2 separate regions of the Homo sapiens genome follow, and region 2 is linked to region 1. The links are chromatin loops, found by intact Hi-C in ENCODE. Cell type or tissue: heart left ventricle. All regions are shown on one strand.

Evidence for each region. A loop is a pair of places that touch in the nucleus more often than their neighbours do. Peaks named below come from ENCODE experiments on the same cell type or tissue, not always from the same donor. Only the 100,000 strongest peaks of a DNase experiment are listed, where the experiment ranks them.
Region 2: a loop joins it to region 1, with 6 times the contacts of the local background. A loop is called at or near these places in 12 of 110 quality-filtered maps.

Annotation. Positions count from the first base shown.
Region 1 is chr19:54,628,363-54,636,362 of GRCh38, forward strand. LILRB1 (leukocyte immunoglobulin like receptor B1) reads left to right here and starts at 2,122. Exons shown (of 15, transcript NM_001081637.3): 1 at 2,122-2,271; 2 at 2,664-2,745; 3 at 2,909-2,944; 4 at 3,138-3,425; 5 at 3,573-3,875; 6 at 4,102-4,398; 7 at 4,654-4,956; 8 at 5,276-5,326; 9 at 5,609-5,659; 10 at 6,279-6,401; 11 at 6,742-6,817; 12 at 6,897-6,934; 13 at 7,195-7,247. The coding sequence starts at 2,712. In heart left ventricle, no CTCF peak of the experiment used is centred here; a DNase peak (open chromatin) is centred at 7,923; H3K4me3 peaks cover 594 bases; H3K27me3 peaks cover 3,631 bases.
Region 2 is chr19:54,277,550-54,285,549 of GRCh38, forward strand. It overlaps LILRB2 (leukocyte immunoglobulin like receptor B2), which reads right to left and starts at 3,561. Exons shown (of 14, transcript NM_001080978.4): 1 at 3,412-3,561; 2 at 2,914-2,995; 3 at 2,715-2,750; 4 at 2,242-2,526; 5 at 1,796-2,098; 6 at 1,263-1,559; 7 at 711-1,013; 8 at 340-390; 9 at 1-48. The coding sequence starts at 2,947. It overlaps MIR4752 (microRNA 4752), which reads left to right and starts at 4,560; the gene lies at 4,560-4,631. RefSeq lists enhancers at 1,475-2,674, 7,906-8,000. In heart left ventricle, no CTCF peak of the experiment used is centred here; a DNase peak (open chromatin) is centred at 3,112; H3K4me3 peaks cover 1,128 bases; H3K27ac peaks cover 467 bases; H3K27me3 peaks cover 4,936 bases.

The DNA of each region.
Region 1 (8,000 bases):
CACTGTCTACCCAGAGACAGTCCCAGATCCCACAGATTGAATGGTTCAGTCCCCAACACTGCCCCCACACCATTCCCAAGTCCAGACCTCCAGAACTTCTGACTGACTGGCTTCAAGTTGGGGACCCTATGACCACCTCTTTGGGTTTGATTAATTTGCTGTAGCAGCTCACAGAACTCAGAGAGACACTGACGTTTCCTGGTTGAATACAAAGCACACTGCAGAGGACACAGATGAAGAGACTCATAGGAGGAGGCATGGGGGAAGGGGCGCAGGGCTTCCATACCCTCCCTGGGCATCACCCTCCAGGAGTCTCCACATGCTCAACCACCCAGAAACCCACGAAACCCAGTCTTCTTGGGTTTTTATGAAGCTTCATGATGTCAGTATTTCCTCCCACAAGGAACAGGCTGAGACCATCTTCTGGGAGGGTCTTAAGAGCCACCATCAGAAAGGCAGGGACATTAGAGTCTTGCCTTGGGCAGGTGAAGGAAGGGCAGGAGGAGGTCAGAGGCCTCCCCTAAGGCCTAACACAGCCAATGTTATAACAAAAGACTGTAACAAGGGCTATGGAGCTATGAGCCAGGAACCGCAGGTGAAAACCAGTGTGTATCACAACATCACACTTCCCTCTCCGGACACACTGTGGCTTGCCATGCCATGCACTCCAGATTGTAATCCTTGCTTCTCACTCCCAAATAAACTCAAAATCCAGACAACCCTGGAGCAACGCAGCCTTGAATTCCTGGGGTCTCTTATATGCACACTTTTTTCAACCAAACGGGGGTCAAAACTGTAGCATTTGTGGGATGCAAGACTTGTGTATATGAACGGCAGACTTTTCCTATATGCAGGCCCAGCAGAGACAATGTCGGGGCTGGAGTACGAGCAGGTGTTGGTGCATGTAGCGGGTACTGAAACGAATTGCCTGTGTATCCCAAGAAACAACTCTACTGAGAGATCATATTCTCTAGGGGTTTATTTTTGTTTTTATTTTTATTTTAAGTTAAAGCTTCGGGTAGAACACCCAGTGTCTCCTTGTCCATCTGAAGAAGATGCTGCTATGTGGAAGCACATCCTTGAGATCCACAAGGAGACACTGGGCAAGGAGACGAGGGTGCCCCACTGTGCAGAAGTCTCCCTAATAAATGATCTATGAACACCCTGGTGTTTAGTGCTTCTTTCTTTGGAATCCCAGCAGCTCTGTCACTGGACGGTTTGGTGCACTCCCTTGAGGGAATTCCCCTGGGCTGCTTGGGGTCCACTCCAGCCTCAGGTGTAGCTGGAGGACGCAGCCTCCCACCTTGGTCTGGAGCCCTGAGCCCCTCACTGTCATTGCAGATCCCGAGGTTCCTCTCCTGGCTCCACTCAGTGGTGGAAACCTCCACCCTAATGAGCCCTTGATGGTCCCAGGTCCCTGTGGCATCTCACCTGTGGCCTCTGTTCTTTCCTGTGGATCCATCTACACTTGGGAACTTCCACATCTCTTTTTCTGCTCATGACATTGATGCTCTGGGTATTTCAGAAATGCCCAGATAGATGGACAAATACACGTCCATCTATCCATTAGGGTCAGATGTGAGATCCAGAGTGGACACATCAATCACCTACGTAGACTGTGGAGTCCAACGCCAAGATCCTCTTATGTCCCAAACACCTCAGGTCTTACCCTGGTCTGGAAATCAGGCACAAATGAGCCCCTCCTAATGTTCCAGCACCACTGACCGTACAACCACTGTCACGAGTGGGATTTGTGACAACAGTCGGCAAAGGAAGAATCTGAGGCTCAGAGATGGTTCATTACCGCCCGAGGTCACGTAGGCAGTGGATGATAACCAGTCGTTGAATAAATATAACTCCCCCCCAACTCCCCAAATCAAAGCTCAAATATAAGTCATTGTTCCCAAAGCGTTGAACAGGGATTGAGGTGCAGAGGGACGGCCAAGTAAGCAAAGGGCACCGAGGAGGCAGGAAAGACTCAGAGATTTGTTCCCGGGGGGTGGGGTTGGACACTGTAGCAAAATATTTTAAAAAGGGGAAGTTAAGAGGGGACTATTTGGTTGAAAGAAAACCCACAATCCAGTGTCAAGAAAGAAGTCAACTTTTCTTCCCTATTTCCCTGCATTTCTCTTCTGTGCTCACTGCCACACGCAGCTCAGCCTGGGCGGCACAGCCAGATGCGAGATGCGTCTCTGCTGATCTGAGTCTGCCTGCAGCATGGACCTGGGTCTTCCCTGAAGCATCTCCAGGGCTGGAGGGACGACTGCCATGGTAAGGACCCCACAACACTGAGCTGATGGACGGCTGAAGGAGGGAGGGTGACCATGTGGGAGGCTGTGAGAAGGAAGGAGATGCCTCCGCTACCCTCGTCAGGAAGGGCAGACACAGGAAGGAACCAGTTTTATTTGCTGCTACATCCTGGCTCTCAGTGGGATGAAAACAAACCAGACAGACGGTGGCTGGGGGTCAGGAAAGGGCCCATTACCATCTGAAATGATGCAGAGGGCCTAGTGACTGCCCCCACCTCAGCCCTAATGGAATGAGAGCAAGGGTCCTGGGGAGGGCAGTTCCACTTCCTGTGTGGCTGCAGATGACAGCACCCCATGAGAAGAAGGACCCAGCCTCCGATTGGCCACACTCTGTGTGTCTCTCTATCCTGCCAGCACCGAGGGCTCATCCATCCACAGAGCAGGGCAGTGGGAGGAGACGCCATGACCCCCATCCTCACGGTCCTGATCTGTCTCGGTGAGATTTGAAGAAGGAGGGGAGCTTCTAACCTAAGAGGGACCTCACCCCACAGCCAAACTCTTGTCCCTAAGGAGACCCCAGGGGCTCACAAAGATCCCAGGGAGGGGAGGACCTGCCCAGGCTTCAGGGGGCAAATCCCTCACCGGGAACTCTCTTCCAGGGCTGAGTCTGGGCCCCCGGACCCACGTGCAGGCAGGTGAGTCTGTCCCCAGCTCTTCCAGGTCCCTCCTCCTCACTGGGGACAAGGGGCCACCCCCGTGCCGCTGGGGATGGGGAATAGCAGTTCTGGGCTGACTGATGGGGGCGTCTGGAGGGTCCTGGGCTGAGAGCTGGAATCTGCTGGGTTGGGTGGGAAATGAGTTAGAATCTGACTCCTGATTTCCTTCCAGGGCACCTCCCCAAGCCCACCCTCTGGGCTGAACCAGGCTCTGTGATCACCCAGGGGAGTCCTGTGACCCTCAGGTGTCAGGGGGGCCAGGAGACCCAGGAGTACCGTCTATATAGAGAAAAGAAAACAGCACCCTGGATTACACGGATCCCACAGGAGCTTGTGAAGAAGGGCCAGTTCCCCATCCCATCCATCACCTGGGAACACACAGGGCGGTATCGCTGTTACTATGGTAGCGACACTGCAGGCCGCTCAGAGAGCAGTGACCCCCTGGAGCTGGTGGTGACAGGTGAGCTGACACTCAGGGGTCCCAGCCCCAGACTCTGCCCTCAGGAAGGGGGACGGCTCTCAGGGGCTTCTCCCTCTCACAGCCCAGCCCTGGGGATGACGCGGGTGGTCTGAGCCACATTTAACACGGTGCCTCCTTCTCTCCTAGGAGCCTACATCAAACCCACCCTCTCAGCCCAGCCCAGCCCCGTGGTGAACTCAGGAGGGAATGTAACCCTCCAGTGTGACTCACAGGTGGCATTTGATGGCTTCATTCTGTGTAAGGAAGGAGAAGATGAACACCCACAATGCCTGAACTCCCAGCCCCATGCCCGTGGGTCGTCCCGCGCCATCTTCTCCGTGGGCCCCGTGAGCCCGAGTCGCAGGTGGTGGTACAGGTGCTATGCTTATGACTCGAACTCTCCCTATGAGTGGTCTCTACCCAGTGATCTCCTGGAGCTCCTGGTCCTAGGTGAGAAATTCACAGCATTGCCTGGAGTTCCCTGAGTCTCCAGGCAGGTGGGGAGCAGCCGCGTCTCAGGGCAGTTCCAGGTGGGATGATGTTGGGGCGAGAGGGCTCAGGGCTCCTGGGGCCAGAGACACAGGAAGATCAGCAGTGATGTGGCCCCGGGGGAAAGGGAAGATTTGTGGGGAAGCCTGAGGGTCGGCTCCTGGAAACCATGACCACCTTTTCCCAGGTGTTTCTAAGAAGCCATCACTCTCAGTGCAGCCAGGTCCTATCGTGGCCCCTGAGGAGACCCTGACTCTGCAGTGTGGCTCTGATGCTGGCTACAACAGATTTGTTCTGTATAAGGACGGGGAACGTGACTTCCTTCAGCTCGCTGGCGCACAGCCCCAGGCTGGGCTCTCCCAGGCCAACTTCACCCTGGGCCCTGTGAGCCGCTCCTACGGGGGCCAGTACAGATGCTACGGTGCACACAACCTCTCCTCCGAGTGGTCGGCCCCCAGCGACCCCCTGGACATCCTGATCGCAGGTGAGGAGCCCAGCGGGTTCAGTCAGGGACCCAGGCTCCGCACAGGCCCTGCCGGGGGAGCTCAGGTAGTGATGGCCGGGATGAGGGATGGGGGTCCCAAGGGAGGGAGAGACAGACAGAGACAGGGGATGGGCGGGGAGGGGGAGACTCAGAGAAAACAGAGACAGAGACACTGAGGGTCCCAGAGGGAGACCTGGGGAGGTGTCAGCTCAGAGCAAGGTGGGGCAGCCCCTCGCCCATCCTTCTTCTCTCCAGGACAGTTCTATGACAGAGTCTCCCTCTCGGTGCAGCCGGGCCCCACGGTGGCCTCAGGAGAGAACGTGACCCTGCTGTGTCAGTCACAGGGATGGATGCAAACTTTCCTTCTGACCAAGGAGGGGGCAGCTGATGACCCATGGCGTCTAAGATCAACGTACCAATCTCAAAAATACCAGGCTGAATTCCCCATGGGTCCTGTGACCTCAGCCCATGCGGGGACCTACAGGTGCTACGGCTCACAGAGCTCCAAACCCTACCTGCTGACTCACCCCAGTGACCCCCTGGAGCTCGTGGTCTCAGGTGGGGGCCTTGACCCTGTCCTCTCTGAGCTCAAAGTCTCAGCTCAGACCCTGCCCCAGGAGAGCTCTGGGCTGGGATGGAGTGAGCGGGGGTCTGAGAGGGGCTCAGCCAGTGGGAGACTCACCCTCAGAGGGAAGGAGGAGAACAGGGCCCTCCCAGGCCTGCCCACCCTCAGTGGCATCGCCAGCATCATGGACAGGAGAGGCGGGTGGAGGGAGGGGCCTGGGGAGGCCACAGGTCCCATGTAGAGAAATTTGGTTTGAGGTGGAGACTTCAGGAAAGCCCCAGCTCCTCAGCCTCCTCTCATTCTTTTACCCAGGACCGTCTGGGGGCCCCAGCTCCCCGACAACAGGCCCCACCTCCACATCTGGTGAGTCCCTGAGGCTTCTGAACTCAAGGGAGTGCGGCCTCCCCCAGGGCAGCCCTGGGTCTCCCAGAGAATCCCATTCCCCTCAAAGACTCGAGCTTCCCTCCAGGGAGCCGGGCAGAGCCAGAGGAGGGGCCACAGGGTCCCCAGGGCTCTGAGGCTGGGCTGGTGAGGGGTGGGGGGTCAAGGCAGAGAGAAATGTTGGGGCCCAGCCTGGGGGAGGAGCAGCCGGGCTGATGTGGGGAGCAGGGCAGCCCCAGCCCTCACCTCCCCGTCCTGACCCAGCAGGCCCTGAGGACCAGCCCCTCACCCCCACCGGGTCGGATCCCCAGAGTGGTGAGTGACGGGCTCTGAGTGGGAGGTGGGCAGGGTCCAGGGGAGGCAGGGGTGGGTTCTGTCCTAGGTTCAGTCTCCTCTGGAGGTGGTGATATAGACAGGCTCCTCCCCTGCTTGGGCCTCAGTTTCTCCAAATGTAAAGGTGAGAGGCCTGCGGGTGGGAAAGTTCCTTTCAGCTCTGACTCCCAGCTGTGACCTCCTGGGAGAGGAGGCCTCCCAGGGAACCTCCCAGACCCGATTCCGCGGGGGCCTGTCCCGTCCCACCTGCAGCAGAGACGGTGACCTGGGGCAGGGGAGGGGAGAAGAGTCATGGTTCAGGACGGTCAGGCTCTTTCCCTGCAGCTCCGGGGCTCGGCTCTGGTGCAGGAACAAGGGCTGCAGGTCAGACTCCTGGGCTTCCTTCCCAGCTCTGCCGCTTCCTGGCTGGGGGCCCCGGGCAGGCGATTCCCCTCTCTGAGCGTCAGTTTTTCATCTGTACAGTGGGTGGGGTGGATGTTTCTGTGCTGCACGACTGTTGTGGGGGTTGGAGGTGGTGAACAGAAGGTCCAGCAGTCACCTGCACACAGTAGGCGCTCATTTCAATGACATCACCCCCATCCCTGACATCATCGTGCTCAAGGTCTGGGAAGGCACCTGGGGGTTGTGATCGGCATCTTGGTGGCCGTCATCCTACTGCTCCTCCTCCTCCTCCTCCTCTTCCTCATCCTCCGACATCGACGTCAGGGCAAACACTGGACATCGAGTGAGTAGGGAATGGGGGGACCCTGAGGGCTGACCGAGGGTGGGCTCAGGGCACAGCCAAAGAGAATCCAAACCACTGGGCAAATGCAGCTTTGAGAAACTGTTCCAGCATTTCTCACCAGGCCAATCGACAGTCAGTCCCATCTACAAATGTAAAGTGTCCTTCGGGCTCAGTGCCATCTACAAATGTAAAGTGTCCTTCGGGCTCTGTCCATCCTATGAGGCATTTGGAACATGGAGGCAGGAGTGTTTTTAGGTTTCCTTCCTTACCTTCGAGCTGTGTGTGCAGGGCAGGGGGCTCCAATGTTCCCAGGGCTGAGGCTCTGTCCTTCTTCCCCCAGCCCAGAGAAAGGCTGATTTCCAACATCCTGCAGGGGCTGTGGGGCCAGAGCCCACAGACAGAGGCCTGCAGTGGAGGTAATTCTGCCCGAAGACCCCAGACTCCCACCTGCTCGTGGCCCATACACTGCCCCTAAAGCTCCCATTCTTCCCCCAGGTCCAGCCCAGCTGCCGATGCCCAGGAAGAAAACCTCTGTGAGTGAGAGGAAGAGGTGACCAGCCAGGAGGGAGATGGGGGCCCCGAAGTTTCCGTAGCAATGGGGAAAGGGGCGCTGGCTGGAAAGGGTCTGGGGCTCAGGGTGAGATCATCTCACCCCACACTGTGGGGCCTCAGGGACATCGCAGCCCCTCCCTGCATCTCAGTGGCCCCATCTGGGAGCTGAGCAGGGGCTGGCAGGACTCAGAGGTCCCAGGGAACCTTCCCAAGAGACAAACCCCTTGCTCTGCCCCAGCAGATGCTGCCGTGAAGCACACACAGCCTGAGGATGGGGTGGAGATGGACACTCGGGTGAGACCCCACCCCTGTCCCAGGCACCAAAGGCCTCCTGGTGCCAGATCTAATCCTGCAGAACTTCTCTGTCCTCCTTCCCCCGGCTCTCAGCATCGTCACGGTGGACCCCTCCTTGTCCAGCACGCTGCCTCCCGCCTGCTGCGACCTCACTCTCTCCTGCTGTCCTGGGACCTCGTGGGCCTCCTCCCGGGTCCCCTTCCTGCTCCTCATCCTCTGTTTGGCCGTCTGGTTGTTAGAGCTCTCCCCAGGCCTCAGGAGGATGAGGAATAAATGAACCACCCCGGTCCCCCAGGCTCCCCTTCATTCATTCAACCAGCAAGTGTTCCCAGGGAGCTCACTGTGGATGGGGCTCCCCATGGGAGCTGCAGACACAGCAGGGAGGAAAGCCGCCCCCGCCTCCTGAGCTCACCTCGTGGTGGGAGACAAAATGCAAATAAATGTGCCGCCTCCAGGAGTGCAACGTGCTGTAAGGAACATAAACCAGAGAAAGGGCAGAGAGTGTGGGGCAGTGGGGCCAGTCTGAATGGAAGGGGAGGGCTGTCTGCTCAGCTGTCATCTGAGAAGCCTGGACAGAGTGGGGCACACGATCCTCTGATGGACGAGCCCCTGCAGGCAGAGGAAACAACCCTGCAAAGGCCCCCAGGCAGCAGCGAGCTCTTGCAGGAAGGCCCGTGAGGCTGCAGCCAAATGGGCAACGTCAGAGTGAGGAGCAGAGGCCAGAACCACAGCGAGGGAGCGGCCAGACCCTCC
Region 2 (8,000 bases), 350 kb before region 1:
CACTTTGGGGATCCGACCCAGTGGGGGTGAGGGGCTGGTCCTCAGGGCCTGCTGGGTCAGGACGGGGAGGTGAGGGCTGGGGCTGCCCTGCTCCCCACATCAGCCCGGCTGCTCCTCCCCCAGGCTGGGCCCCAACATTTCTCTCTGCCTTGACCCCCCACCCCTCACCAGCCCAGCCTCAGAGCCCTGGGGACCCTGTGGCCCCTCCTCTGGCTCTGCCCAGCTCCCTGGACAGAAGCCCTTGATTGAGTCCCTGAAGGGAATGGGATCCTCCTGGACACTCAAAGCTGCCCTGGGGGTCGCTGCGCTCCCTTCGAGCCAGAGGCCTCAGGGACTCACCAGGTGTGGAGATGGGACCGGTGGGTGGGGGGCTGGAACCCATGGAGGGTCCTGGGTGAAAGAATGAGAGGAGGGTGAGGAGCTGGGGCTTTCCTGAAGTCTCCACCTCAAACCAAATTTCTCTACATGGGCCCTGTGGCCTCCCCAGGCCCCTCCCTCCACCCGCCTCTCCTGTCCATGATGCTGGCGATGCCGCTGAGTGTGCGCAGGCCTGGGAGGGCCTGTTGTCCTCCTTCCCTCTGAGGGTGAGTCTCCCACTGGCTGAGCCCCGCTCAGACCCCCGCTCACTCCATCCCAGCCCAGAGCTCTCCTGGGGGGCAGGGCCTGAGCTGAGCCTTTGAGCTCAGAGAGGACAGGGTCAAGGCCCCCACCTGAGACCACGAGCTCCAGGGGCTCACTGGGGTGAGACAGCAGGTAGGGGTCGGAGTTGAGTGAGCCGTAGCACCTGTAGGTCCCCGCGTGGGCTGAGGTCACAGGACTCATGGGGAATTCAGCCTGGTACTTAGGATATTCGTGTATTGATCTTAGACGGAGTGGGGCATCAGCTGCTCCCGCCTTGGTCAGAAGGAAAGTGTGGAACTGCCGCCATGACTGACACAGCAGGGTCACGTTCTCTCCTGAGGCCACTGTGGGGCCTGGCTGCACTGAGATGAAGGGTGTGCCACGGATCTGTCCTGGAGAGAAGAAGGATGGGTGAGGGGCTGCCCCACCTTGCTCTGAGCTGAGACCTCCCCAGGCCTCTCTAGGAGCCTCTGTCTCTGTTTTCTCTGAGTCTTCCCCTCCCCACCCATCCCCTGTCTCTCTCTCTGTCTCTCCCTCCCTTGGGACCACCCCCCGCCTCATCCTGGCCATCACTAATTGGATTCCCCCGGCAGGGCCTGTGCAGAGTCTGGGTCCCTGACTGAACCCGCTGGGCTCCTCACCTGTGATCAGGATGTCCAGGGGGTCGCTGGGGGCCGAGCACTCAGAGGAGAGGTTGTGTGCACCGTAGCATCTGTACTGGCCCCCGTAGGAGCGGCTCACAGGGCCCAGGGTGAAGTTGGCCTGGGAGAGCCCAGCCTGGGGCTGCCGGCCAGGGAGCTGGCGAAGGTCACGTTCCCCCTCCTTGTACAGAACAAATCTGTCATAGCCGACATCAGAGACACACTGGAGGGTCAGGCTTTCCCCAGGGGCCATGACAGGACCCGGCTGCACTGAGAGTGATGGCTTCTTAGAAACACCTGGGAAAAGGTGCTCATGGTTTCCAGGAGCCGACCCTCAGGCTTCCCCACAAACCCTCCCTCTCCCCCGGTGCCTCACCACTGCTGATCTTCCTGTGTCTCTGGCCCCAGGACCCCTGAGCCCTCTCGCCCCAACATCATCCCACCTGGAACTGCCCTGAGACACGGCTGCTCCCCACCTGCCTGGAGACTCAGGGAGACTCAGGGAACTCCAGACAATGCTGTGAATTTCTCACCTGGGACCAGGAGCTCCAGGAGATCACTGGGTGAAGACCACACATAGGGAGAGTTCAAGTCATAACCATAGCACCTGTGCGACCACCTGCGATTCGGGCTCACGGGGCCCACGGAGAAGATGGCGCGGGACGACCCACGGGCATGGGGCTGGGAGTTCAGGCATTGTGGGTGTTCATCTTCTCCTTCCTTACACAGAATGAAGCCGCCAAATGCCACCTGTGACTCACACTGGAGGGTCACCCTTCCTCCTGAGGTCACCACAGGGCTGGGCTGGGCTGAGAGGGTGGGTTTTGGGTAGGCTCCTAGGAGAGAAGGAGGCATCGTGTTAAATGGGGCTCCCACCTCCCACATCATCCCCAGGGCTGGGCTGTGAGAGGGAGACACCCCTGAGAGCCTCCTTCCTGAGGGCAGAGCCTGGGGCTGGGATCCCTGAGTGTCCTCTCACCTGTCATCACCAGCACCAGGGGGTCACTGAGCTCAGACCACCGAGCGCGGCTGTAATACTGACAGCCATATCGCCCTGTGTGTTCCCAGGTGATGGATGGGATGTGGAACTGGCCGTTCTTCACAAGCTCTGGTCGTATCCGTGTAATCCAAGATGCTGATTTTTTCTCCCTATATAGACGGTACTCCTGGGCTTCAAGGCTCCCCTGACAACTGAGGGTGACGGGACTCCCCTGGGTGATCACAGAGTCTGGCTCAGCCCACAGGGTGGGCTTGGGGATGGTCCCTGGAAGGAAATCAAAGGTCAGATTCGAAGTCATTTCCCACCCAACAGATCTCAGCTCTCAGCCCAGGACCCTCCAGATGCCCCCATCAGTCAGTCCAGAACTTCTAATCCCCATCCCCAGCTGCACGGAGGTGGCCCCTTGTCCCCAGTGAGGAGGAGGGACCTGGGAGAGCTGGGGACAGACTCACCTGTCTGCACGCGGGTCCTGGGGCCCAGACTCAGCCCTGGAAGAGAGTTCCCTGTGAGGGATTTGCCCCCTGAAGCCTGAGCAGGTCCTCCCCTCCCTGGGATCTTTGTGAGCCCCTGGGGTCTCCTTAGGGACCAGAGTTTGGCTGTGGGGTGAGGTCCCTCCTAGGTTAGAAGCTCCCCTCTCTCTTCAAATCTCACCGAGACAGATCAGGACTGTGACGATGGGGGTCATGGCGTCTCCTCCCACTGCCCTGCTCTGCGGATGGATGAGCCCTCGGTGCTGGCGGGACAGAGACACACAGAGAGAAATAGCCTCCCCTCCTTCCCACCCTGTGTGGACACTCAGAGGCTGGGTCCTTCTCATGGGGTGTTGTCATCTGCAGCCACACAAGAAGCGGAACTGCCCTCCCAGGAGCCTGACTCTCATTCTTTTAGAGCTGAGGTGGGGGCAGGCACTGGGCCCTCTGCAGACATTTCAGACTGTAATGGGGTCTTTCCTGACCCCCAGCCACTGTCTGTCTGGTTTCTCCTCGTCTCACCGAGAGCCGGGATGTAGCAGCAAATAGAACTGGTGCTTCTTGTGTCTGCCCTTCCTGATGAGGGTAGCAGTGGCTTCCCCTTCCTTCTCACAGCTTCCCACATGGTCACCCTCCCTCCTTCAGCCCATCCATCAGCACAGCGTTGTGGGGTCCTTACCATGGCAGTCGTCCCTCCAGCCCTGGAGATGCTTCAGGGAAGACCCAGGTCCATGCTGCAGGCAGACTCAGATCAGCAGAGAAGCATCTCGCCTCTGGCTGTGCTGTCCAGGTTGAGCTGTGTGTGGCAGTGAGCACAGAGGAGAAATGCAGGGAAGTAGGGGAAGAAAAGTTGACTTCTTTCTTGACACTGGATTGTGGGTTTTCTTTCAACCAAATAGTCCCCTCTTAACTTCCCCTTTTTAAATGTTTTTGCTCCAGCGTCCACTCCCTCCCCCCCGGGAAGAAACCTCTGAGTCTTTCCTGCCTCCTCGGTGCCCATTGCGTCCTTAGCCGTCCCTCTGCACCTCAATTCCTGGTCAACATTTTGGGAACAATGACTTATGTTTGAGCTTTGATTTGGGGAGTGGGGGAGGGAGTTGATATTTATTTGATGACTGGTTATCATCCGCTGCCTACGTGACCTTGGTTTGTAATGTCCCATCACTGAGCCTCAGTTTCTTCCTTTGCAGATTGTTGTCATGAATCCCACTCGTCACAGTGGTTGTGGGGTCAGTGGTGCCTGGGACATTGGGAGGGGCTCATTTGTGCTTGATTTCCAGACCAGGGTAAGACCTGAGGCTTTGGGACGTGAGAGGATCTTGCTGTTGGACTCCACATTCTGTAGGTGATTGATGAGTCCACTCAAGATGTCACATCTGACCGTAATGGAGAAACGTATGTGTAGCATTTCTGAAATACCCAGAGTATCAAGGTCATGAGCAGAAAAAGACATGTGGAAACCCCAAGTGTAGACGGACTCACAAGAAAGAACAGAGGCCAGAGGTGAGATGCCACAGGGTCCCGGGACCATCAAGGGCTCATTAGGGTGGAGGTTTCCACCACTGAGTGGAGCCGGGAGAGGAACCCCGGGATCTGCAATGACAGTGAGGGGCTCAGGGCTCCAGACCAAGGTGGGAGGCTGCGTCCTCTAGCTACACCTGAGGCTGGAGTGGACCCCAAGCAGCCCAGGGGAATTCCCTCAAGGGAGTGCACCAAACTGTCCAGACCTGCTGGAATTCCAAGGAAAGAAGCACTAAACACCAGGGTGTTCATAGAGCATTTATTAGGGGGACCTCTGCACAGTGGGGCATCCTTGTCTTCTTGCCCAGTGTCTCCTTGTGGATCTCAAGGATGTGCTTCCACATAGCAGCATGTTCTTCAGATGGACAAGGAGACACTGGGTATTCTATCCAAAGCTTTAACCTAAAATAAAAACAAAACCAAAAATAAACCCCTAGAAAATATGATCTCTCAGTACAGTTGTTTCTTGGGATACACAGGCAATTCGTTTCAGTACCCCCTACATGTACCAACACTTGCTCGTACTCCAGCCCTGACGTTGTCTCTGCTGGGTCTGCATATAGGAAAAGTCTGCCGTTCATATACGCAAGTCTTGTTTCTCACAAATGCTATAGTTTTGATCCCCGTTTGTTTGGAAAAAGTGTGCATATAAGAGACCCCTGGAATTCAAGGCTGCATTGCTCCAGGGTTGCCTGGATTTTGAGTTTATTTGGGAGTGAGAAGCAAGGATTACAATATGGAGTGCATGGCATGGCAAGCCACAGTGTGTCCAGAGAGGGAAGTGTGATGTTGTGATATATGCTGGTTTTCACCCGCAGTTCCTGGCTTGTAACTCCCATAGCCCTTGTTATAGTCTTTTGTTATAACATTGGCTGTGCTGGGCCTCAGGGGAGGCCTCTGACCTCCTCCTGCCCTTCCTTCACCTAACCCAAAGTAAGACTCGAATGTTCCCTGCCTTTCTGATAGTGGATCTTAAGACCCTCCCAGAAGACAGTCTCACCCTGTTCCTTGTGGGAGGAAATGCTGATGTCATGAAGCTTTCATAAAAGCCCCAGAGGACTGGGTTTCATGAGTTTCTGGGTGGCTGAGCATGCTAAGGCTCCTGGAGGGCGACGCCCAGGGAGGGTATGGAAGCCCCGGGCCTCTTCCCCCATGCCTCCTCCTATGAGTTTCTTCATCTGTGTCCTCTGCAGTGTGCTTTGTATTCAACCAGGAAATGTCAGTGTTTCCTGAGTTCTGTGAGCTGCTACAGCAAATTAATCAAACCCAAAGAGTGGGGCATGGGATCCCCAACTTGAAGCCAGTCAGTCAGAAGTTCTGGAGGTCTGGACTTGGGAATGGTGTTGGGGGCAGTTTTGGGGAATGGGCCTTCAATCTGTGGGATCCGGGACTGTCTCTGGGTAGACAGCACCAGAGCTGACTTAGAGGACACCCAGCTGCTGTTCGCTACTGCGTCTGGGGAAAAAAACCCCATACATCTGGTCCTAGAAGTCTTTTTCTGTGTTGATGATTCCTGTGACGTGAGAGTAGAGGAAAAGCACCGTAGAGAGAGCTCTCTGTACATAGAGAGGTAAAGGAAGTTCTTATCAGCAACAAGGGAGAGCCTGACAGAGCTGCCTGGAAACAGAGTTCCCTGGTTCCACAGGTTCAAAGCCAGAGTTGCTGTCAGTCCATTGGAGGAGATGCTGTTGCTGGTCAATGGTTCTCTTGAGAGCATCTTATCTGAATTCCTGACGTCCTAAAGAACATCTAGTGATAAACCTTGTCAAAGCAGAAGGGGCTGAAGGACATGGAAGAGTTTCTTATGGGTTTTTTAAAAGTCCTTAGAAACAGTTCTTATCTGAGACGTGGAAGCATGGGCCTCCTCTCCTTCAGGCCTTCCTGGCCCTGTGGGGTCTGAGTTTGACCAAAGTCATCTCATCCTTGCACCTGTAACTTTTCTATTGGGAGTCTGCAGTGAAGGGATGGGGTTACGAAGTTTAACCTGAGAGTTTCAGGAATTTGGTTCAGGGGAGGGCTTGTTTCTACACTTTTAGCAAAAGGGTTAATTTTTCAGTGTTTTCTAGAAACAACCTAAAGTGCTTTATCAGTACTTGGGGATGCTCAAGACCTCAGCTTGGGTTCCAGCCTGCAGGTGGAAACATGCATCTGTCCAACCCACAGAACAGTCATGGCCCTTTGTCTCACTCTCAGAACAAGGAAAAAAGTGGAGGAAACTGTGGGACCTTAGAGACTGTGACTCCCCCTCTTCTGTGTTTGTGGACAGACCCTGGGATGACTCAGTGACCCGGGCTACACTCAGCACTGAGCCACCTTCCCGGGTGTGCATGACACAGATGCGCTTTATCATTGTTGGACCGGGCATCTCTGACCCTGGAGTGTGAGGCTCACATGGACCCCGCCATGCCGGGCATAACACAGAGGTGATTCTAAGCTTGGGAGCATGGACACCGCAGGGCAGGAGCGGCTACAGCAATGCCCTCATCAGCTTTCCTTCCTGAGTCAGCCTGGGGAGAAACCCTATATGGAAGATCAGGTGTGTGGGAGAAAAACCCACCCCAGAGGAATAAAAATCAAAGAGTCCGTTAGAGAAAAAACAGGCAATTGTAGAAATGAATTAGGAAGCTATTGTGATGTGAAAATAGTAAATTATATTAACACATTTAGAAATAATTTCATCCAGAACAAGACACAGCTGAAATGATAAACATTGTATTGGTGTAGAATATTTACTAAAATTTTTCATTAGTCATCAGAGAAAAACTAGAAATGAAAAAAATAGAAAAGATAATTAATGCACACAAGAAATGGAATGAAAAGAGGAAACAGATATCTCTCTTTGGATCACACTTTCAGAATGAAGGAAATAAGGAGTATGTTATTCAGTAAATACTTGCAAAGAAAATGGTTGACATTTTTATAGAAATGAAGAAAGAACATGAGTTTAACGTGAACAAATTCATAAATAACATCAATGTCTTAACTATGATAGAGTAAAAGATACCTAGAATAGATACAAAGTAATTTTAAAACTACTGGAGAAAATGAAAATTATTGTCCAATGAAAGACAAGCACATTGGGACTGGATTTCCCAAGAGTAAAAAGTGCAAGAAAATGACTGGGGGCTGAGGTTCAAGTTGGCTGAATGGAAAGGGCTGGAGTCTGCCTACTCACTAAGAGGACCCAAAATAGCGAGTAAATACCAACAGGTCAAGTGGATCTTCCAAGAGGATGCTGGGGTTCACCTGAGAAACATGAGGACATGGAGAGAAGAGAAGAGAAAAGGTGGGAGCCAGGAGAGGCTCCTAACACGGGGAAGGGGTGAGTGAGTGAGAGATTCACCAACACGGGGAAGGGGTGAGTGAGTGAGAGATTCCCCAACACGGGGAAGGGGTGAGTGAGTGAGAGGATCCCTAACACGGGGAAGGTGTGAGTGAGTGAGAGGATCCCTAACACGGGGAAGGGGTGAATGAGTGAGAGCCTCCCTAACACAGGGAAGGGGTGAGTGAGTGAGGGGTCCCTGGCATCTACACCTCTGCTGTGGGCCCTTAGGATCCTGCCCACAGGAGAGCGCCTGTCCCCTCTGGGCCTCCAGAGGCCCACAGTTTGCTCCTGGAGACTGTACCAAGGCCCCACTGGAGCCCACGTGGAATCCCACAGGCTTCTGATCCCTGAGCAGCCTGGGTCCAGCTGCCACTGCCTTAGCAGGGAGGGAGGAGGCCAGGCACCTCTGTGGGCCCCAGAAT